3 separate regions of the Homo sapiens genome follow, and all the other regions are linked to region 1. A link is a loop called in an ENCODE intact Hi-C map of the cell type or tissue named here. Cell type or tissue: IMR-90. All regions are shown on one strand. Each heading gives the region's core, and the rest is flanking DNA. Links, peaks and the distances in the headings are about the cores only. Region 1 overlaps RANBP17 (RAN binding protein 17). Region 2 has its middle 28 kb from the start of TLX3. Region 3 holds the start of RANBP17 (RAN binding protein 17).

The links. Peaks named below come from ENCODE experiments on the same cell type or tissue, not always from the same donor. Only the 100,000 strongest peaks of a DNase experiment are listed, where the experiment ranks them.
Region 2: it touches region 1 in a loop (4-fold over the local background); 2 of 110 quality-filtered maps call a loop at or near these places.
Region 3: a loop joins it to region 1, with 3 times the contacts of the local background. A loop is called at or near these places in 3 of 110 quality-filtered maps.

What each region holds. Positions count from the first base shown.
Region 1 is chr5:170,910,459-170,917,676 of GRCh38, reverse strand. RANBP17 (RAN binding protein 17) reads right to left here. Exons shown (of 28, transcript NM_022897.5): 7 at 6,543-6,708; 8 at 3,437-3,510; 9 at 1,093-1,212. Among named protein-coding and RNA genes, the nearest start is that of RANBP17, 52 kb to the right of the region's middle. In IMR-90, for the core only: no CTCF peak of the experiment used is centred there; a DNase peak (open chromatin) is centred at 3,946; H3K27ac peaks cover 374 bases.
Region 2 is chr5:171,333,613-171,340,830 of GRCh38, reverse strand. No RefSeq gene overlaps it. Among named protein-coding and RNA genes, the nearest start is that of TLX3, 28 kb to the right of the region's middle. In IMR-90, for the core only: a CTCF peak has its summit at 3,689 (motif pointing right); a DNase peak (open chromatin) is centred at 3,680; H3K4me3 peaks cover 797 bases; H3K27me3 peaks cover 1,463 bases.
Region 3 is chr5:170,858,551-170,865,768 of GRCh38, reverse strand. It overlaps RANBP17 (RAN binding protein 17), which reads right to left and starts at 3,751. Exons shown (of 28, transcript NM_022897.5): 1 at 3,718-3,751. The coding sequence starts at 3,735. In IMR-90, for the core only: a CTCF peak has its summit at 3,740 (motif pointing right); DNase peaks (open chromatin) are centred at 1,938 and 3,818; H3K4me3 peaks cover 1,522 bases; H3K27ac peaks cover 1,189 bases.

The DNA of each region.
Region 1 (7,218 bases), core at 1,270-6,269:
AACAGAAAATTTCACAACTATACTAACATTGAAAAGATAAAATAAATGCATAACCCATAAAACACTTCTGAGAATATGCAAAAACAATTGCTTTTTGTAGAACATTCTTACTGAAGATATATGTCACCCCCCAAAATTTATTAATAACCAAGAGAATTAGGTAAACCTCCTTAAATCATTTAACCTTTAAAAATCTGTATTTTACAGATATTTTAAACCAAAATCAAAATAAAAAGTAAAACAAAATATTTTATGTAAGCACCCAAATTACTCAATAGCAGCTTTGCAATTCTCTGAAATGAATATTGGCAATGAAGCTCTAAAGTTAATGCAGAAAAAATTTTAAAATCTACAAACTCTTACTTGTCCACAAGAGGGCAAGAAAACATAATTTCATAATTTAAGGCCACTTGCTCCAATATTAACATTCAGATTTATATTATGTCTTCTAGTTCATAAGGTGGACATACTGAATTAATCACTTCAGTAGTTTAAGAGCAAGCAAAGAAATGTAATACAATGGTAAAAGACAGAAGCATAGTAAGATAGATAATCTCTAGTCATATTTGCCTAAAAGAAAAAAATAAGAGAAACACAGAAGTCAGCCATGGAAACATCCATTTTTAAAAACTACCCATCTCCACCACAAATGAGATCTAAGGGCTGAGCATGGTGGCTCATGCCTGTAATCCCAGCACTTTGGGAGGCCGAGGCAGGTGGATCATTTGAGGTCAGGAGTTGGAGACCAGCCTGCCCAACATGGTGAAACCCCATCTCCACTAAAAATACAAAAATTAGCAGAGGTGGTGGGTGCAAGCCTGTAATCCCAGCTACTCAAGAGGCTGAGGCAGAAGAATCACTCGAACCCGGGAGGTAGAGGTTGCAGTGAGCCAAGATTGCACCACTGCACTCCAGCCTGGGCAACAGAGCAAGACTTGATCTCAAAAAAAAAAAAAAAAGCTCTAAGGAAGATATATATGATACTAAATGTTTTCTTCCAGAATCATAATAAATTCATGATGAGTTTATTATGTGCCTTTAGCTGAAAAACTGTATCTCTATATGCTAAGTATTAAATTACTTCATAAATACCTGAGGGTTTTCAAGTATCCTTTTTACTCCCTTAATTAAATTACCAAGGTACTTGGCACGTTCAGGACTGTTAAATAAGGACCTTCTTGTCGAAGCAAACTGAACTAAACATGAAAGTGCCTAAAAAATACCAAAAAAATTTCATTTCAATTTTCAAAGTATCTGTGGCCACATGTAAGGAATACTAGTCTTTACATTTAAAATGAATTTAATTTTAATGCATTATAGAATATAACGCATTATAATGCAATATAGAATATAACGCATTATAATGCAATATAGAATATAACGCATTATAATGCAATATAGAATATAACGCATTATAATGCAATATAGAATATAACGCATTATAATGCAATATAGAATATAACGCATTATAATGCAATATAGAATATAACGCATTATAATGCAATATAGAATATAACGCATTATAATGCAATATAGAATATAACGCATGATAATGCAATATAGAATATAACGCATGATAATGCAATATAGAATATAATGCATTATAATGCAATATAAAAAGCATTATAGAACATAAAATTAATAAAAGCTAAATATCATCAACCACTCCCACCACCCACAATCCTTCTACCCCATCATAAAAATTCCTATTTGTATGTATTCCCCTCTAATGTTTTTTCATTAACAAAATCAGCCAGTTCAAGGCCTGTACATGCTATACATTTAATAGGCTCTCAATTGCTTATGATATCTAGTTCCATTTTCTAATGAATCAGGTTTTCTACCAAAAAGAAAATATGGTTTTGTGGTACAGTATGTTTGGGAAATAGTGCACATTATGTACCGTGGTATCCTGTTGGGGGGGGCAGGGGGAACCTGTAATGTAATCCAGCATATTCCAAATTTAATTGGTCAAGGAATATTTTACACCATCTATTAGCATCTTAAAAAATGGTCTGAAAATGGTGCTGGAAAAGGTAGGTACTTTACGGTGAGAAAAGAGACAAAAATCAAATGACGCCCTTTTTAGATGTGCTCCAGTTTGCCACAGCCCCTACCATGAGAACCTAAAACCCAAATTAAAAACAAAAACAAAAACAAAAAACTCCTTAGGAAACTCAGAAGTACAAGTATAGGAACCACTAGCGTACTAAAAACACCTGGGGTTGGGGGCAAAAAAGACCTGTGTTTCAATCTCAATGCCAATATTTTCTTTGTTGCCCTGGGGGAAGTCACTTAGTCAATCTGGGTCTGTTTTCTGTTTTTCTGGGTCTACATAGTAGGGATTTTTATCATTTACCTTTCAGGGCCACTTTGAGGATTAAGTGAGATAAGTATCATACAATAAATAGGACATGTCCAATAAATGTTCATTACTATCTCTCAAAGCAGTTGTTTTCTACTTTATTTTTTAAGCACTAGTACCTTTTTTGTTTTATCCCAAAACATAATTACATGAAACCATGGTTTTTACACAACTAAAAGCAAGACTGTTGCGACTAAAAGACAGAAGGCTGTGGCCCCAACTGGAAACATGAGGTACCCTGAGAAACCCAGTTTAAAAAGCACTACCTTAAACTCTAGATTCAAGAGAAGACATGTTTTTTTAAAAAGGACATTTCTGTGAATGCTTTCCTCCCTTTTAGGCAATAAGATACCTAAACAAACACATCACTGATATATACTTTAAATATGCAATATGTTTTTCAGAAAATGGCAATATTAGAACTCCCCAGCTTTACAAGTTTAAACTTAAACTTACAATTTTTAATAACCTTGACAGATTTGTTTTAGGCTCCGCAAAGATGGAGCTAAGAGTCTCAAAGTTGTATACAACTACAGAGTATCAAGAACTTTTTAAGCATGCAATAGAATTTACACTGATTCAAAAAATAAATAAATAACTGGCTTGATGAACACAATTCAAGTGAGTAGATCCCCTTCATTTCTTATTCAGAGATCTGAAGGGGACAGCCTGTCAAACCTAAGACATGGAGCCAGGCAAGGTTGAGGAAGAGTTAGAGAAGGGTAGTAGAAGGGAAAGTCCTTGTGTGGTGGTCAGCTGCTGGACTTAGGCCCTATGGGAACTGAGTAGGAAAAAAATATGTATTTAGGGATTGGTAGGTTGTCCTGGCTCTGGGCAAGAGCTAAATCAACAGTTACTGGTTCTAGGCTCACCCATGAAATAAAATGTAACGTTGACAAAACAAACAAAATTTGACAAATAGTTTAAGCAGTATACATCCCAGAAAATATAAGAACTTACTGTGAAAAGTAAACTCAATTGAATATATAAACAGAATTTTTGAAGTAAATATATACCACCCCTTATTTACACAGGTATTTTTTAACGAAATAACGAATGACTTTTACTTACTAACTGAGATAGTAGTGGTGGAAGTGAATGATACAAATTGAAGAAAAGATCCAATGTTTCTGGTTCCAGGAAAACTGGGAAAAAAAATTATTTTCTAACACCATTACTTTCAATTCAGTGATCTTAACAAAGTAAGACAATATCACACAAACTGAGAAATCCAAGGCCTCTGCATGTGGCCATTCCTTCCAGTTAGGCCTATTTTTAATTCCTAGCTATTTTCCTTTGAAAGATGAAATAATACAGAGAGAAATTAACTAGCCAGGCTCTTCCTCATGTAGCACTTCCTCTATGTAGCACTACAGTTTGAACTGGGAGAATCTTCTTACTATTTTCATTTGTATTCAAGTAATATAAACATTGAGAATTCAAACAGTATCAAAAAGTAAACAGTACTAAAAAGCTTACAATAAAAAAAAAACTGTACCCTATCCCATTCCAACTGCTTTTCAACTTAGCTATAGTTACATTCATGTTTCCAAATAATAGCGTATACTATTTCTTCATTTGATTGTTTTACTTTAGACATCAACTGCATTCCTATTACAGTGTGTAACGCTTTAGCTGTCTAATCACGAATGCCACAACCCTACCACCCCTACCACTCTCTCCACAATCAATCCTCTCAAAAACCCATCCACTATTATCACAATTTGTGATTAAATCAATTCTATGTGTTTACATTTATTATGACTATGTAAATAATATTAACGGCTGAGCTGTAATTACATCACATTTCTAATACTCGCTGGACTTAATCATACCATCTTTTCTGTGCTTAGTTGTGTATCTGTCACTAATTCTCTCCAAATGCTCTGAGAGACTGGCACAATGTTCTTCATAACATGTTCCACACCATCAATAGCATCAAATAACCCATCATTTGCATTCACCCACCCCTACCTCCCAGAGCCTTCAACTTGAACTGGTTGCTCCTTAACTTTGTTATACAACTGTAGCCTTTCTATGTCTTTCACTGTCATCTTGTGTTGAAGTGCCCATTTCCCAAATTCCATTATCTTCCACTTTCTTTGCTTGTACATCAAGTAGCTTCCTTAGAGCAAGTACATAAGGGATAAATTTTGGAAGGACTCGCATATCTGAAAATGTCTTTATTCTATCTTAGATTTGATAAGTTTGGTCTAGTTTGGAAACAATTTTCCCTCAGAAGCCTGAAGATACTTCTCTATTGTTTTCTAGCTTTCAGTGCTGCTGTTGAGAAGTCTAATACCTTCTTGACCCCAATCCTCTGTAGGAGGAGACTTACTTTTTTCTTTCTGGTAAGTTTTAGAATTTTTTTCTTTATCCTTACTATTCTAAAATGTCATGATTATAAAGCTTAGTGAATATCTTTTTTCATTCATTATGCTGGGAACTTGGTGGGATCTTTCAATCCAAAAATGCATACCCTTCAGAACTCAGAACATTTTGGGGTACTATCTGTTTGCAAATTTCCTTCTTTCTCCATCCTCTCTTTCTAGAACTCCTAACCGTCACACCTCCTTAATTTCATCTTCTAGTTTTCTTGGTTTTTTTTTCCTCCTATCAAACATCTCCTTGCTTTTTTGTTCTACATTCTAGGAGATTGGGTTAACTTTGTCTTACAACTTTTCCACTGGATGTTTTATTTTGACAACTGTCCTGTAAATTTGGAACATTCTCTGAACAATATCCTGTCCTTGTTTCAGGGATGCATTATCTCAACATCTCTCTGGGCATATTCTTTATATCTTTCTGAAGTTTATTTCTACTTTCACCTTGTCTCTGTTGCTATTAACTACCCTCCATTTTAAAATTAAACTTTCTGAGATAATTGTAGATTCACATGCAGTTGCAAAAAATAATACAGAAAGACCCCGTGAACTCCTACCCATTTTCCTACAATGGTAATTTCTTGCAAAACTACAGTATAATATCTCAACGAGGAAACTCACATTGATAAAATCCACAATCTTATTCAGATTTCCCAGTTTTACATGTACTCATGTGTGTGTAGATGTGTGTTTTCAGTCTGTGAAATTTTTTATTACATGTATTGGTTCATGTTTCCATCACCACAGTCAAGATACAGAACACAAAGTCCCCCTTTGTTGTTGTAGTCTCTGATCTCCATATTAGAAGTTTTTCACAAAATTAATACTGTTCCTCTATTATATCTGGTATCCATGAATATGAGGCCTCTCCAATTTTATTTCTTGAGGAAAAAAACTCTGGTCTTGGAAAGTAAAGAAGTAGCACAGGTAGAGAAAAGGGAGGAAAAGGCAGTCACCTAGCTGCACAGGTGGTAGAGAAGATCCTGGAGAGTTTAACTGTTCAGAGTACAGACTTTTTATCAAACCCCGTCAGCCCCATTTCCCAATTCTGAGTTCAGAGGTACCTTAGGTGCCACCATTTTTCTGGAACATGGGAGAACAAATTAGCTTCCTTTTTCTTGGTATCCCTTTCTATAAGCAAGTTGCAACTCTCCTCTTCTAGGTCACTTAATCTAATTCATTCTCTTTATAACCCTGAAAGATATGTTGACATCTCTTGCCAACTCTTCATATTAAACTTTTTTCTTTCTCATGATGACCCTTCATACTGAACTTTTTTCTTACTTGATCTCCAAGCTGTTGAAATCTGCACTGTGCAAAGATCATTTGTAGAATCACCTATTGAACTGCCAATGAAGTCAAAGTTAAGGCAGTTAAGGACCAGTTTCAAGACCTTCATTACCAGATTTTGCTAACACTGATCCTGAAGATTTAAAGGTTTGACCAGCACCTGAAAATGATCATAAACAGAGTGGGATCCTGTCCCACTCTGTTTATCTGAAAGTCTGAAAGTTTCAAATCATAGCTCTTGACTTTCCTCCCAAATCTGCTCTCCATTTAGCTCTAGTGCAGTCCTTGTTTTTTCTTTTTTCCTAAATCAAAATATAGAAGTTACTATAATATGAATTACAGAAAACATTTCAATATTAGCTATCAGCAGCTACTTCAGGTTACAAATCCATTTGAGCTATTTTTTTAATTCCTGGCAAAAAGATAACTATACATACAGAAACTATATTGCTTAATACTGTGCCTTTATGTTGATGACCCTTCATACCAAAGTTTTTTCTTACTTGTTCTCCAAGTTGTTGGAATCTGCACCGTGCAAAGATCATCTGCAGATTCATCTGCTGAACTGCCAATGAAGTCAAAGTTAAGGCAGTTAAGGACCAGTTTCAAGACCTGCATTACCAGATTTTGCTGACATTGATCCTGAAGATTTAAAGGTTTGGCAAACACCTGAAAAAAGTACAAAATCAAAGAAAACACTGCGAAATACATCAATAAATTTACACTTCATGAATTAAAATAATTTTTCAATGTCAAATGAAAACTAATAAAGGAGTTTACAAAGTTATACTGTTCCATATATAAGGAAGTAATGTTACCTTCTTCAAGAAAAACTGGGTTAACTTCATGCATAAAAGAATCACATTCAGCTAATAAAGGCAATCAGAACTCTGAATGTTGGAGGACACTCACAAAGCTTCTGGAGAACAATCCTATTTCCAAGATAATGCCCATTCTCACACAAACCAAAAACAATTATACCTTTTAGATATATTGTGAAATATTTATAGAGGAAATTATATGAAATTTGGGATTCTGCTTGAAGAATAATATAAAAAGAAGTGGGTAGGCAGGAATAGAGAGAAAACAAGATTGGCCATGAGTTGCTACTGTTTAACTGGCTGACAGGTTAACTGGTTATACTATTCTATCTACTTTTGTGTATGTTAAAATTTTCTG
Region 2 (7,218 bases), core at 1,151-6,150, 420 kb before region 1:
CAAAAGATAAAAAGTAGGGGCTCTTGGCAGATAGAAAGTAAACTTCCAATTGAGAACTCACTCTGTGGGTTTGTTATCGCTGCTGTTTGTTTTTGATAATGTGCAATTATAGAAATTTACAAAGATCCTTTTAAGAGGGCAATGTCCTGCTTTCAGAGTCAGTTTGCTTAGGCATAGATCAGCTCATAGACTCTCTGTCGCCTTGCTATTGAATTAGGGCTATATTTTTGACAAGTACAGCAGCCGTATCGTCACTTTAATCACCCAATAATCCACTGTGTCTCTTTATGCTAATAAATAAAACATCCTTCGTTAAATATTTCCTAGTAAGCAATCGAAGACCTGTAATCTCCACCCCTATATGTTACAAAGTAAAATGATATAACAGTAATAAAATCAAATCAAATCATGTCTAGGAGTTTTATAGACAACTAATAGCTGCAATTGAAAAGTGCAATCAGATACCAATTGAAGGGTACTTTTTTCTTTAATATAATGTACTATGCATATTTCACTAACTGTCTCATGATGTCAAATGAATTTAACAAGATGATTATGTAGGTCAAATTACTTAGTAAGTTCTTTTAAGAATGGCTTTTAGACCTATTATGACTTTTAATGGTGCAATTTGTTAAATGATTGGAATTTATAAAATCCTGCCTGCAAGTGCCTGTCAGAAATACTTGCTGTGCCCTGGTGATTTATTTTTAAAACTACTTCTTGCTTGTAGCAATTGAAACAAAAATGACCACCATAGAGCAACTTCTTGAAGCTCATTTCTCATTTTTAATTATTTAAAATACTTTCTTATTATCAAATTATAATTTGAATATTCTAATTTCAAAGAGCCTTCTCACCAAATTTCTCTCAGCTCTATATGAAGATGTCCTGGAAGTTCTTTTATTCCCTTCAAATATGAAATATGACCCTGCTTAATTTATGTGGGGAACTATAGACAGAATAGATATTATTAAACTTTTTAAAGTGGTCTTTAGTTCTTTTATTGTATATCTCTAACAATAAAATTTTAAAGGGAGAAAACAATGAAATATGATTGAAACATTCAGTCTTTGTGCTTGGAAGATTGCCTTTGTATATGTTGCCTTTTGGTATCTGTGGGTACCGTATTTCAGTTTTATGCAGTTTGAGAAGGCTCCCTATTCAAGCTAAGTTTTTAAAAATTGCCCACCAAAAATCGCGTAGCTATCTCTTGTCTTTTTTTTTTTTTTTTGAGACAGAGTCTTGCTCTGTCACCCAGGCTGGAGTGCAGTGGCACGATCTGGGCTCACTGCAACCTCTGCCTCCCGGGTTCAAGTGATTCTCCTGCCTCGGCCTCCCGAATAGCTGGGATTACAGGCGCATGCTACCGCACCTGGCTAATTTTTTTTTATTTTTAGTAGAGACGGGGTCTCACCGTGTTAGCCAGGATGGTCTCGATCTCCTGACCTCGTGATTCGCCCACCTTGGCCTCCCAAAGTGCTGGGATTGATTTTCTTTTCTTTCTTTTGGGACAGAGTCTTGCTCTGTGGCCCAGGCTGGAGTGCAGTAGCAGATCTTGGCTCACTGCAACCTTCACCTCCTGGGTTCAAGCTATTCTCCTGCCTCAGCCTCCTGAGTAGCTGGGACTACAAGTGTGTGCCACTGTGCCTGGCTAATTTCTGTATTTTTAGTAGAGATGGGGTTTCCTCATGTTGGCCAGGCCGGTCTCGAACTCCTGGCCTCAAGTGATCCGCCTGCCTTGCCTCCCAAAGTGCTGGGATTACAGATGTGAGCCACCACACCCAGGCTTGATTTTCTACCTTTAAAAATTACTGTAGCCGGGCGTGGTGGCTCACGTCTGTAATCCCAGTACTTTGGGAGGCCAAGGTGGGCAGATCACTTGCAGCCAAGAGTTCAAGACCAGCCTGGCCAACGTGGCGAAACCCCATCTCTATTAAAAATACAAAAAATTAGCTGGGTGTGGTGGTGCGCACCTGTAGTCCCAGCTACTCGGGAGGCTGAGGCAGGAGAATCACTTGAACCCAGGAGGCGGAGGTTGCAGTGAGCTGAGATTGCACCACAGCACTCCAGCCTGGCGACAGAGCGAGACTCCATCTCAAAAAAAAAAAAATTATTGTATAGAGTTACTTGAAAATGCCGTCATGTAATAATTAATCTTAGAAGTCAATATTCTTTTAAAACTATCTTCCATCTCCTGTCACCACATACGTTACATTGAAATTCTCCTAAAACTCCAAAAAGTCTTAAAATGTTGGTGCTCCCTGATAACTCTGGTCAGGAACCGAAGCCTCTACTTCCCCAGTGTGACATTCTTCTTGCTGGGGAGCACAGGGCATGCTGGGACAGAAGTTCCAGATGCAGCGGGAAGGTGGTGGTTCTGTTCTCTCTCCACCCTGACTCACTGGATAACCCCAGATGCAAGTCCCTTGTTCACTTGGAGCCCATGGCTGCTGCTTGGAAATGGGGCTGACAACTCTTGGTCTCTGCTCCTTGGGGTTGTTACAAGCCTTAACGAGATCACTGTGCTCATTCTCATTTTCTCTTTCATGTCTTCAGTGAGCTGTAGGTAGGGCAGAGTAATAGTGGAATATGGAAGTCTGCTTGTATGTCTGGGTGAAAGTCACTATAGAACAGTGTTATTTAATTTTTCTACTTCTTTCAGTTCAATGGATGTAACATTCACAATCCTCTCTAAGCCCATCAACCACAAAAACTTAATTAGATATTATATCTCCTTGGTTTAAAATAGTATTTAATTTTACATAATGTGTTCAGCCAAAATATTAGGATTCCCTAAACAGAAATGTTCCCTCTATTTTTTTCCCTCGGGCTTTTCTTTCAATTTTTTTTGTAGCTTTTAAAAAAATTATTCTCCTTAAAGTATGATTCCGGCAGTTTCCCTCTGTGAAACATCGCTAAGTCCCCTGCCACCACTACTTAATTGAAGATGTAATCCCTACTTAGTGACTGTGCCGCCTTCCAGATATCGAGCACAACGACCAGTAAATATTAACATTCCTGTTAAATGTGCGCTGCCTCTTATTCCTTTCCCCCCACAAATTGTCTTCCTGCTCCTCCGAGTGTCATCCAAAGTGAGATCATATTAACTGTGTCTTATATGGGGCTTGAGCACTGGAGTTGAAATTAATGGGCAAATATCCTTTTCACTTACAGAGTAAATGAACATTTGGTCTTTAAGCCATACTGAGGTATGAAAGAAAGGCACAGACAAACCCAGTGAAGACCTCCACATTTTGGGCCAAATCTAAGCTTTTCATTGCTTGATGGGCAAAAAAACAAAATTCGAGTGAACGTTAAAATGAATAAATAATGCTCAGAACACAACAGCTTGAGGTTGTATAAAATCAGACCCAGATTATACTCTCAGAAGATGTCTCCAAAATATCGTGGCGCTCTATTTCAATCCCGAGAGTCATCGTATTTTGGTCAGTTTCCTTTTTTTGTTCCAAGACGCCCCAGTTCCATCTTTGGGGTGAACATTGAGGCTGACTTAACGGGACACTCCAGGCTTTGAGGGAGCCTGGCCCCCAACCCAAATAACTCGAAACAGCAGGAAGGCCAGATTCTGACGGAAACTTTTGAGAAATAAAGCGTAGTTCATTTTCCTTCCTTGCAGGAGACATGGCTGGCTCCCTAAAGAAGCGCTGGTTTCCCAAGTTACGGCAGAGGGCACTCGAGACTACGGCACCAAGTTCGCGTCTGTAGGGGCCGGCGGAGCCCTTCGCCACAATGTTTGGCACCCAAAGATCAGGGACACCTCAAATTCTTTTTAATGGAGGAATTCTTCCCCTGAATCATTTTGTTTGCGTAATATGGTGCTGGGAGGGAGTGTTGCTTCGGGGCCACGGTCCCATTCCGTTCCGTATGGAGCCGTCTCGAATGCGCATGTCCAATTAGCATTGACACATTTGCGCTCAGAGATGCGCATGCATCATTTTTTTAATCAAAATGAGAAGGGAAAATTATTACATAACCACAATCTCAGTCCTACTGAGGGACCTGTCACGGTGATCCTCTGGGGCTCTGTGAACATCTGCTCAGCATCAGTCCCCCACGAAGAAATTATTCTTCTGCTCATTTGAAGGATAGGTAAAGGAACGGTCAGACCGGTAAGACAGCTACGGCAGATGACAAAACCAGCCTCCATCAGCGAGTAACAAAGCTGGGGGGCGCGGCGAACAAAAGGTTTCCGGGTCAGACAGGCACTCATCTGCTATTCCAGACAGCATTAGAGGCTGACATTGATTATGAAGGCCAAAAACCGTGGCTGAAATGCCGCTTCTTTCCTAAAGCACCTGGAAAGCTTCCAGATCATCCGCCTTACCGTGCTCAGCGGCAGATCCAGTTGATTCAGAAAGCATTTGATGGAGGAAGAAGCACCAAGCGTGGCAAAGGCTTCCTGGCCCTTCAGAATGTGGGAGGGAGATGTAGTTGTGTCCCTAGCAGAGAAATCGTATCCTTATCAGAAAAACCGTCCCCGGGGTCCTAAGGGGGCAGTCTGTCCTGGGGTTCCCTCTTATAGAAGTCTCTGGAAAAGACTAATGTTTGGACAAGGCACTTTGCTACTTAAAAAATTTTGCTTCTCCATTTCATTCCATTGAGGGCCTCCAAGTATCAACATTTGCAAACTCAGGTTTACAAGATGTATAACGATTTCTCTATAAGGAGACTCAGTTTCTTTTAAGAGCAACATACTGACAAATGACAGAAAGTTGACCTTTGGGTTTTCCTGGATTGATCTCCATTCTGCAGGGCTACAAGGCATCAAGGCAAGCCAGACACCTGTCCTCATCTTCAGCCACTGTCCATGTATCCTGGCATCTGGGGTGAAGACCATCATCTGGCCTTGATCTGGGTTCATGAAGGAGGCTGCCACACAGCTTCCTTTCTCAAGCAGAAGGGCCCTCCGGATATGCTCTCCAAGCGCCTCCAGACTCCCCCCTCCCCGGGCATATGGGAGTCATTTTGCATAGTCCCTGTGCCCTCTGGGGTGCAGGAAGCTCTGGGAGGTGGTCTCAGGCCCATCTGTCTAACCATGCAGCCGTTCTGCCACGGGTCTGGTGTTGTCCTTGTGCACTGAGTGGGAAGCAGGGCACAGGCTCCCTCTGGGACAGATGTCTCTCCGCAGTGCTGGTTTTCTGCTGTTCCCTCACTCTCGATTTCCTTTTGCTCCCTTCTCCTCCGGTCTGGGAAGCTTTAGCCTGCTTTTCTCCATCTGACTCCATCCCTCCTCTCCCAAATCTGTTGCTTAGGCCCAAAGTCCCTCAGGGTTTGGGCTTTGAAACTCAAAAGATTTTTTTCATCCTTCTACTGTGACATCCCTTCCCTGAGGCAAAGATGCCACCTGGTCTTGAATGAATGAGGGCAGGATGGGGAAGGGGGACAAAGAAATGTAGGGAGAGCACAAAACATCAGTTGAAAATCCAAATTTTTTTTTTTAGCCCATATGCAATAAAATCAATCATAATTTAAATATGAATAGAGAAGCAAATTCAAAGACCATGAAATAGACATAGAAAATCAAATTTTTCTACAGAAATAAAAGCATTTAACATATAGCCCAGGCAGCTAACATATAATTGAGTTTGGTCTGTGAGCTTCCTGGTAGCCAAAGCAGGGAAAGAAGACACTGTTACTTTATGTTCTTATTTTGTTGTTGTCGTTGTTGTTTCCAAAGTCCCTTTTCCCAATGCATACTTCTTATTTTCAAAACAGAGAAAATATACAAGTTCATCAAGAGAAATAAAGAACTTTTCTTTCACTCTAAATTTCAAAGCATTGGGGCCTTATGATGACAGCCCCAGGGGAGAGAAGACAATGTGACACAATCCAGAAATGAGTTCAAATAGCTCTTTAGTCCTGGCCATTCCAGACCAGAAGCTCGGAGTCAGAGCAGAAGGGCTGCTTGGCATCCTATTAGCTTGCTTGCTTTTTTTTCTTTACATTTTTAAGTATTAAATGCTTAAAACTGATTTTTTAAACGTTCACAGGAAAAAAAAAAAAGAGAAATTTCAGACACCCAAAAGGAGAATAAATAGGAAAAAAAAAGTCTTTTGCCCTCGTATCTTTGTTTCCCATTCCCCAACTCCCCTCCCCTGAACAGTGGGAATACCAGCTTCTCATCCATTCTTCCAGAGCTGATCCATGCGTATGTTAAGGGCTTTTAGCTCTCCTCATCTTTTTATACAAATGTAAGTTACTAAACTCCCATTCTGTACCTTGCTCTTTCACTTTGCAGTATATCTGGAGATAGTTACATATTAGTCTTTTTTTTTTTTTTCTGAGACGGAGTCTTGCTCTGTCGCCCAGGCTGGAGTGCAGTGGCGTAATCTCCGCTCACTCCAAGCTCCACCTCCCGGGTTCACGCCATTCTCCTGCCTCAGCCTCCCACATAGCTGGGACTACAGGCACCCGCCACCATGCCCGGCTATTTTTTTTTGTATTTTTAGTAGAGACAGGATTTCACCGTATTAGCCAGGATAGTCTCGATCTCCTGACCTCGTGATCCACCCGCCTCGGCCTCCCAAAGTGCTGGGACTGAGCCACCGCGCCTGGCCATTAGTCCATTTTTTAAAGTGGTTGCACAGTATTCCATGACATGGGTATTCTATATGCTATTGAATCAGTTTCCTGTTGACATTCATTTAGGTCATTTTCAATCAACTGCTTTTTAAAATGGTGCTGCAACAAATTGCCTTGTTCTTTCGTTCTTTCTTTCCTTTTTCTTTTTTTTTTTTGGTGGGGGCAGGGGGGACAGGCTCCCACTCTGTCTCCCAGGCTGGAGTGCAATGGCATGGTCTTGGCCCACTGCAACCTCTGCCTCCTAGGCTCAAGTGATCCTCCCACCTCAGCCTCCCGACTAGCTGGGACCACAGTTGTGCACCAGCACACCCGGCTAATTTTTTGTGTTTTTTTTAGAGACACGGTTTTGCCATGTTGGCCATGGCTGGTCTTGAACTCCTAGGCTCAAGCAATCCACCTGCCTCAGCCTCTCAAAGTGCTGGGATTACAGGCATGAGACACCACACCCAGCCTCATGTACTTCTTTGAACAAACATAGAAGTATATGTGTTCAATAAAAACCTGTTCGTGGAATCATTCAATTAAAGGGAATGGGCATTTTCAGTTAGGAAAAATATTGTCAAATTGTACTACAAAAGGGCTGAACTATTAACACTCCTGACAATAGTGTATGAG
Region 3 (7,218 bases), core at 889-5,888, 52 kb after region 1:
TGGTTTTGGGAAACCCCCAAACTTGCACTTGGTCTGAGAAGAAAGGGCAGTCTTGTGGACTCTGCCCTCTAATCTCAGTATGGCTAATTCCAGGGACATACCTAATTTGTCATAAAGTCCTCCCAATTATTCTTCTATAAAGACTCAACTCAACACCTCCCCCTGATATTCACAGACAGTAGATCAAGCAATATTTTCTAACTGTGGCTGCCAGGGCCAGGGATTTCTCAAGCTGCTCTGGGAATGCGAGTAGAGAGTAGTGGGGTCTTAGAAATGTCATGGTTCGATTTGAAAACCACTGGTCCAACAGAGTGGACACAACCTTTGGAATCTGCCACTCACTTATTAAGTGACCTCGGGCAAATAATTTAACCTTTCTAAGCCTTGCTGTTAAAACTGCAAACAGGGCCGGGCGCGGTGGCTCACTCCTGTAATCCTAGCACTTTGGGAGGCCGAAGTGGGCGGATCACCTGAGGTCAGGAATTCGAGGTCAGCCTGGCCAACATGGAGAAACCCTGTCTCTACTAAAAATACAAAAATTAGCAGGGCATGGTGGCTTGCAACTGTAATCCCAGCTACCCAGGAGGCTGAGGCAAGAGAATCACTGGAACCCGGGAGGCAGAGGCTGCAGTTAGCCGAGATTCCACCACTGCACTCCAGCCTGGGCGAGCAAGATTCTGTCTCAAAAAACAAACGACAACAACAACAACAACAAACCTGCAAACAGCAATATCTACCTTCCAAACTAATTGTAGAATGAAGATAGAAAAGATGGGGAAAGCCTAATCCAGTGCCTGCCATACAGAAGATCCACAATAAATCATAAATAATCTCTCCAGTTACTGGTGAATATAAAAGACCATACGGATCTTCCATAGTTTCTCCCATTCAAGTCCACACTGCCAGAATGGTCATTCCCACATACCTTTTCTCATGTTATAATTGCATTTAAAAATAATAGTTCTCAATCACATCTAGATCAAATCAGGTAGCTTGACTGGAGATTAAGAAGCATGGCTATATTTCCTGCTTCTTAAACAGTCCTGAGCAAAAAAGTTGGATCAACTGAGTCCCTTAAATTTTTCCTAACATTCTCTCGATTCTTACCAAGGTACCTCTGTTCTACCTAAAGTGCCTACCTCTTACTTCTTCTCAATTCTTTTTCCTCACTCTGCCCCCTTATCTGGATTGCCTGTCAGGGAATCCAGACCCATTAATTCCTTTGGGACAGGGTATCGTAATTCACAGCTTCCTAACCAGAATGCAACTGCTTTGAATGATTCACAGGTATGCCTGAGATATTGATCCCTCTGCCCTCCAAGCATTAGGAGCAGAGCTTGAGACATTGGGGAAAGTGCACACTGATGGCCTTTGGCAATGAGCGGTTTATGTTAATGAGACACACAATTAACATTTTTTATGTATGTCATGATGTGAAAAAGATGTTGACCACTACCCTAACCTCACCCTACACAAATCTGCTTCTTTACTCATCATCTTGATGGTATAATTTTTGCCTAGCTGCCCTTTTGGGTAGGTGACAGTAAGACAGAGGTAATGGGGAACACGGAACTTATGAGTTATGAGGCCTACTCTAACTCTGTAACGTTGGGCAAGTCACAACTGTTTTAAGACTCAGTGTCTTCAGAATGAAACGTATATATGCACACTTTTTAAGTTAGTGGCAGGGCTCACCTCTATAATGAGGATATGAAAACTCAAAATGCTAGGTACTGGTTATCACTATTAACAAATGTTCCTTGAGTTAACTGATTAACAATATGATCCTATATGCTAAAAAGAATTCAAACGGAGAAATTTCAGTTTTTTTCTAGTCAACAAAACTGTCTGATCTTTTATTTGTCCAACTCCGCTTTTAAGCTGTCTACAGGAATGTACTGTGAAGTACTTATGTTGGAATGTACTGTGAAGTACATTCCTGCAAAACCAATATGGGTAGTTTTGACATCAGCAGCTAACTTTTCCAACACTGTGCCTAAATATGAAGAAGTCTTCCAGGGCTTGGTGATTTAACTGTACATCACCTTTCCATGTATGAAAAAATTCCAAAGTTCCACCATACCTTTTAATTTACTCTCAAGATTTACTCGGGCTCTGTGAACATCTGATTACCTATTTACAATCCATAAATCCTCCTTGTAAGATTCTTCCTGTGAAAATTTCCCAGAGGGCATATTTACTAAAGTGGTAATACATTATTTTGACCTGAGGACCCTTAGAAATGGCATGAAGTCAAAAGGTAATGTGTCGGGCTTACTACATAACATTCTAGAACTGTCGATTATCAGACAGTAACTGGTTTTAAAAAAAAGACCCTTTAGAAGAATCAATAAATCAGCCAAGTTATAAATCAGTGTGATCACAGGGGGTTCAAAAGAGTCTACAAGGGGAATGAGATTCTTAGATACACTGTCACCATATTATGAAATTCCCTTCCCTCCCTGGGGTCATCTCCTGCCACCCACTGCCTCCCCTGATCCCATCCCTTTGTCCCAACCAGACTCAACTTTCTGCAGTACACCATGTTCTTCCACAATTCTTTGCCTTGGCTCACACGTCCTTCTACCTCCATATCCTTCCCTTCCTCTTCACCTGGCAAACAACTACGACTCTTTCAAGGACCAGTAGACTGCAAGTTCCCTGAGAGTAGAAACCATAGTTTTGTTCAGAGCTGTTGTATCTTCAGCGCCTAGCATAGTAGGCGCTCAATAATTAATAAATGGAAGAATGGAGGCTCAAAGAATCTTAAAGCATCTCTCAGCTAAGAGCATAGCAGCTCTGCTTCACTCCTTCTCAACATACACATTTGGCTGGCTACCCCCTTTTCTGTGCTATGATACTGTGACTATTTCTACCATACATTTTTCACTTGTACTGTAATTCTCTGTTAACTGTATGAGGGCGAGGATAGTAAGATGTCATCCTTTATCCCCAGAACTTTCCACAATGCTTGAGACACAGTGGGGAGATAATAAATGTTTGCTGAATAACTGAACGGGGATGTCAGAGCAGCCCGAGGATATACAAGCACGCGTCCCATCTTCGTAGCCTCTGCGATCCTCGCGTCCGCGCCCGCGCCCGCGCCCGGCCCGGGTTTCCTCCTCCGAAGAGGCGGCCGCGTAGCCCTCCCTCGCAACTCCCCCCAGACGCAGCCCCTGTCTCCTCTGGCCAATTAAAGTCCAACCGCTGCCGCCGCTCCTTCGGTGGATCCCAAGCCCCCGCTCCGGCTGGGGCTCAACTGTGTGGAGGGAGGCTGACGATAGAGCCGCGCCGGCGACGCGGCGGGAAGGCGGGAAGGCTGCTCCACCGCTCGGCAGCCGCGCGAGGCGCGCCAAAGCCGGCCCAGCTGGGACTCCCACCTGCCCTGGCAACACTAAAGCCGCGGTCAGCGAGCGTGCTGCCGGCGTCCGCACCTTCCCCGGGACGAGCCCTGGGCCTGTCCCCCGCCCCCTCCACCCGCCGCCTCCAACCCAGGCTCGGCCGCCCCTTTCTCGGGCTCCGGCCCGGGCCTGGGGTGTGCAGCCCAGACCAGTGTCCCGGTCCCCGGCTAGGGGCAGAGGCAGGGGCTGGGACTCCGGGGACACCGGCCCACGGCCCTGCGGCCTCCGCCGCTGTCCTCGGCCCTCGGTCTCCAGACGCGTCCCGCCGGGTTCCCAGCGTGGCGGAGCGCGGGCCCGCGGCGCAGAGCACACTGACCTGGAAGTGCAGCGCCATCTTCCCAGGAGGCGGCGCCGGCCAGCCGGCCGGTCGGCACCCAGCGCCCGAGGGGAGGGAGCAGAGGCGGGCGCCGCGGAAGCCCCAGACGCCCGCGGGGTCCCTGCGCCGCTCGTCCTTCGCAGCCTCAGCCAGGCTTCGCGTCCGCATTCGAAGCGCTGGAGGGGCGGGGCTGGGAGGGACGGGGCGGGGCTGGGAGGGACGGGGCGGGGCGACGGAGGCGGTGCACGGGGCGGGGCCGATAGGGGCGTGTCCTCCGGGAATCTCAACCGTCCCTTGCGCTCAAGTTTCAACCGGCGTGTGTTGGTGGGTCATGACCTCCAACCTCTGCCCTTTGACACAACTACCACGACCCACCCGTCAGCCGTGGACCCTGACTCATAAGTCTTCCAAAGGCTCTCTTGACCCCTGACCCTCAAAATACAACTATCGCCCATGGCTCCCGACACCTGCATCTCCACAGATTTTCTTGTCTCCTAACAGCCAGGAACCACAGACACACACAGCCATAACCTTTGACTCCCACATGCCAGCTGTTGCCCTTGACCCCTGACTCCCAGGGCCCAAATTCCATTGTTGCTTAACAATGTTTTTAACTTGATTTTGGTTAAAATTAAACCGCCCATGTCTACATGCTGTTAAGTTGTAAAATTCAAGCTTTACCTCATTCTTTGTCTGCATTTTGTTTAATATGAACTTATATTTTACAACAAATGATTCCACTGCAATGAGAATTTATTGGAGCAGAATTGGGTCAAAGTTGCTGCTTTCTGATGTTCTCCGTTTTTTCTTCAAGTTCAGCATTTCCATTTGGGAGCACTGTGCTGTAGTATTTAAGAGGGAAACTCCCTTAAGCACTTCTTGTATTCAGGTCTGCTAACAACAAAGTCTCTCAGCTTTTGTTAACATAAAATCATCTTAATTCACCTTCATTTTTTAAAGGATAGTTTTGCTGGGTATAGAATTTCACATTGGCTTTTTTTTTAATCTTTCAGCATTTTAAAAATGTCTTCTCATTGTCTTCTGCTTGTCATTGTTTCTATTGAGAAATCAGCCATCAGTCTAATTGTTGCTCCTGTCTTTTGGCCCCCTCCTCAGGTACTTGAACATTTTTCTCTTTTTTTATTTTTTCTTTTTGTCTTCAGCACTTTGTGCTTGATGTCGCTAAGTGTGTGTGTGTGTGTGTGTTGTATTTATCCTGCTTGGGATTCATAAAGCTCTTTAAGTGTGAATGTAATCTTTTTTATCAAGTTTTGAAAAATCTTGGTCACTAGTTCTTTAAATATTGCATCTGTCCCCTTCTCTCTCTCTACCTCTCCATTCTGGAACTCCAGTTACATGTATGTTATAAGTTTTTGCTATATTCCTTATTTCTATTCTGTATTTTTTATTTGCCTGCTGTCCATTCCATAGAAACTCTGTTCTGCTGTGTCTGAGCTGCTATACATCCCCTCTATTGAATTCTTAGTTTTAGTTATAATATTTTCAGTTCTAGAATTTTCATTTAGAAAGTTGAAATTTTCATGGTTCCTCCTCCTCTCCCATTTTAAAAATAGATTCCAAGGCTTTGATGAAATTCTTTGTCTTTATTTTCTTAAACATTTTAACTGTATTATTTAAAGCCCTTATCTGTTAACTCCAATTTCTGAATCATCTGAGTCTTCCTGGGTTTTTGGTGCTTGGCCCTTGGCCCTTTTTTTTCTTTCTTTTTTTTTTTTTTTTTTTTTTTTTTTTTTTTACATATCTCATGATTTCTTGTTGAATTCAAACCATGTAGAAGAAAATTTGTAGAGGCTCTGGATGATAACAGGTTTCTCCAAGGAGGGCTAAGTTTTCTTGTGGTAGGCAGACAAGAGTACTAGTGGATCATTGAGTCTTTTTAATTCTGGTTAACTTCAGTTATGACCTTACTCCTAGGCCATGGTCCTTACTAGGTCTTACAACTAAAAGCCTAGAATGTGGCTGGGCATGATGGCTCATGACTATAATCCCAGCACGTTGGAAAGCCAGAGAGGGTGGATCGCTTGAATCCAGGAGTTTGAGACCAGCCTGGGCAACATGGTGAAAGCCCATCTCTACAAGAAATACAAAAAATTAGCTTGGTGTAGTAGCATGTGCCTGTAGTTCCAGCTACTCGGGAGGCTGAGGTGGGAAGACCCCTTGGGCCCAGAAGCTATAGGCTGCAGTGGGCCGTGATTGCACCACTGCACTCCAGGCCAGGCAACAGAGCAAGAATCTGTCTCAAAAAAACAAAAGCCTGGAATGTTTACCAAGATCCTTCCACCTTGTGGGGCTTGAACTCTAGTCTCTGTCTCTTCAGCCCTGTGTAGCTGCTGAAATCTTTGTTGAGCTCTTTAGGTGCTGTTGTTCTGCTGGATTTCTTAGAGTCTCTTCATGTGCATGTATATCTTAGGAACGGACACAAATTTGGGGACTCACATCTCTATAGTTTCTTTCTTTCTAGAATTTTGTCCTTCAAATCTCAGTTGCTCTTGTTCCGAAACTCCAGCCTTTGCTCCTAGCCTATTGAGACTGCTGCTTTCTATTTAGCTGTTATTCCTTGCTGCCACTTGGAAAATGCCTTGGGGTGATGACAGGGAGGAGCAGATGGGGAATCTAAGGTAAATTGGAATCTTACCCCTTGTGCTTTCCTTCTTTCAAGATTTGTGGCCACTTAAGTTCTGCCTTTTCTATTGCCTTTAGTTGTTAAAGATACTTATCTGTCGTGTGTGTGTGGGTGTGTGCATGCATGATTGCTGATAATTCATATTTACTCATAGTTTTATATATATTTAATATATGTGATAGAATTGTCATACACACACGTGTCCTATCTTTATAATAGTTTTCAGTGGGAGGTCTAATCCAACATAAGATACTTTATTATTATAAGCCTGTTTGCATCTTCCATGCTTCACCCTTGGTTTTCATAGCTCATCCACTGTCCATAAATCTGCATTTCCACAACTGAACTCCTTTAAACCTTAAAATCGTTAATACCCTCCCCCTGTGTCCCATTTTCACTCCTGTGTCCCAAAGTTCCTGATTCCCATAGTCGTAACTTCCATTTCCATGTCTCAATACTTTTGATATCCAATCTCAACTGTGATTCCCACAACCCAACATATCTGATGCCCACATCCCAAACACGCATCCTGATTTCTGACCTCTGTAAGATGTCTGCTGCACAATACCCCGTTATTTTAACTGCCTGCTGCTTTTGCCTAACTTCTAAAACCCAACCACCTTTTAAAGCTATTGTTTTAAAATGGCATTTTTATCACCTCAAATTTTAGGTCCTTGAGGGAGAAACAATTATTTGAGTTTTGAATCATTTAATTTTTTTCCCACTCCAGAATATTGTCACCAGAAATGTAGGGCTGTGAAAACAACAGAGGATGCCAAGTACTCTGTGGATTCACCAGGCAATTCTGGAAACAAGAAGACAACTTTTTTTCCTTTTTTTTTTTTTTTTTTTTTTTT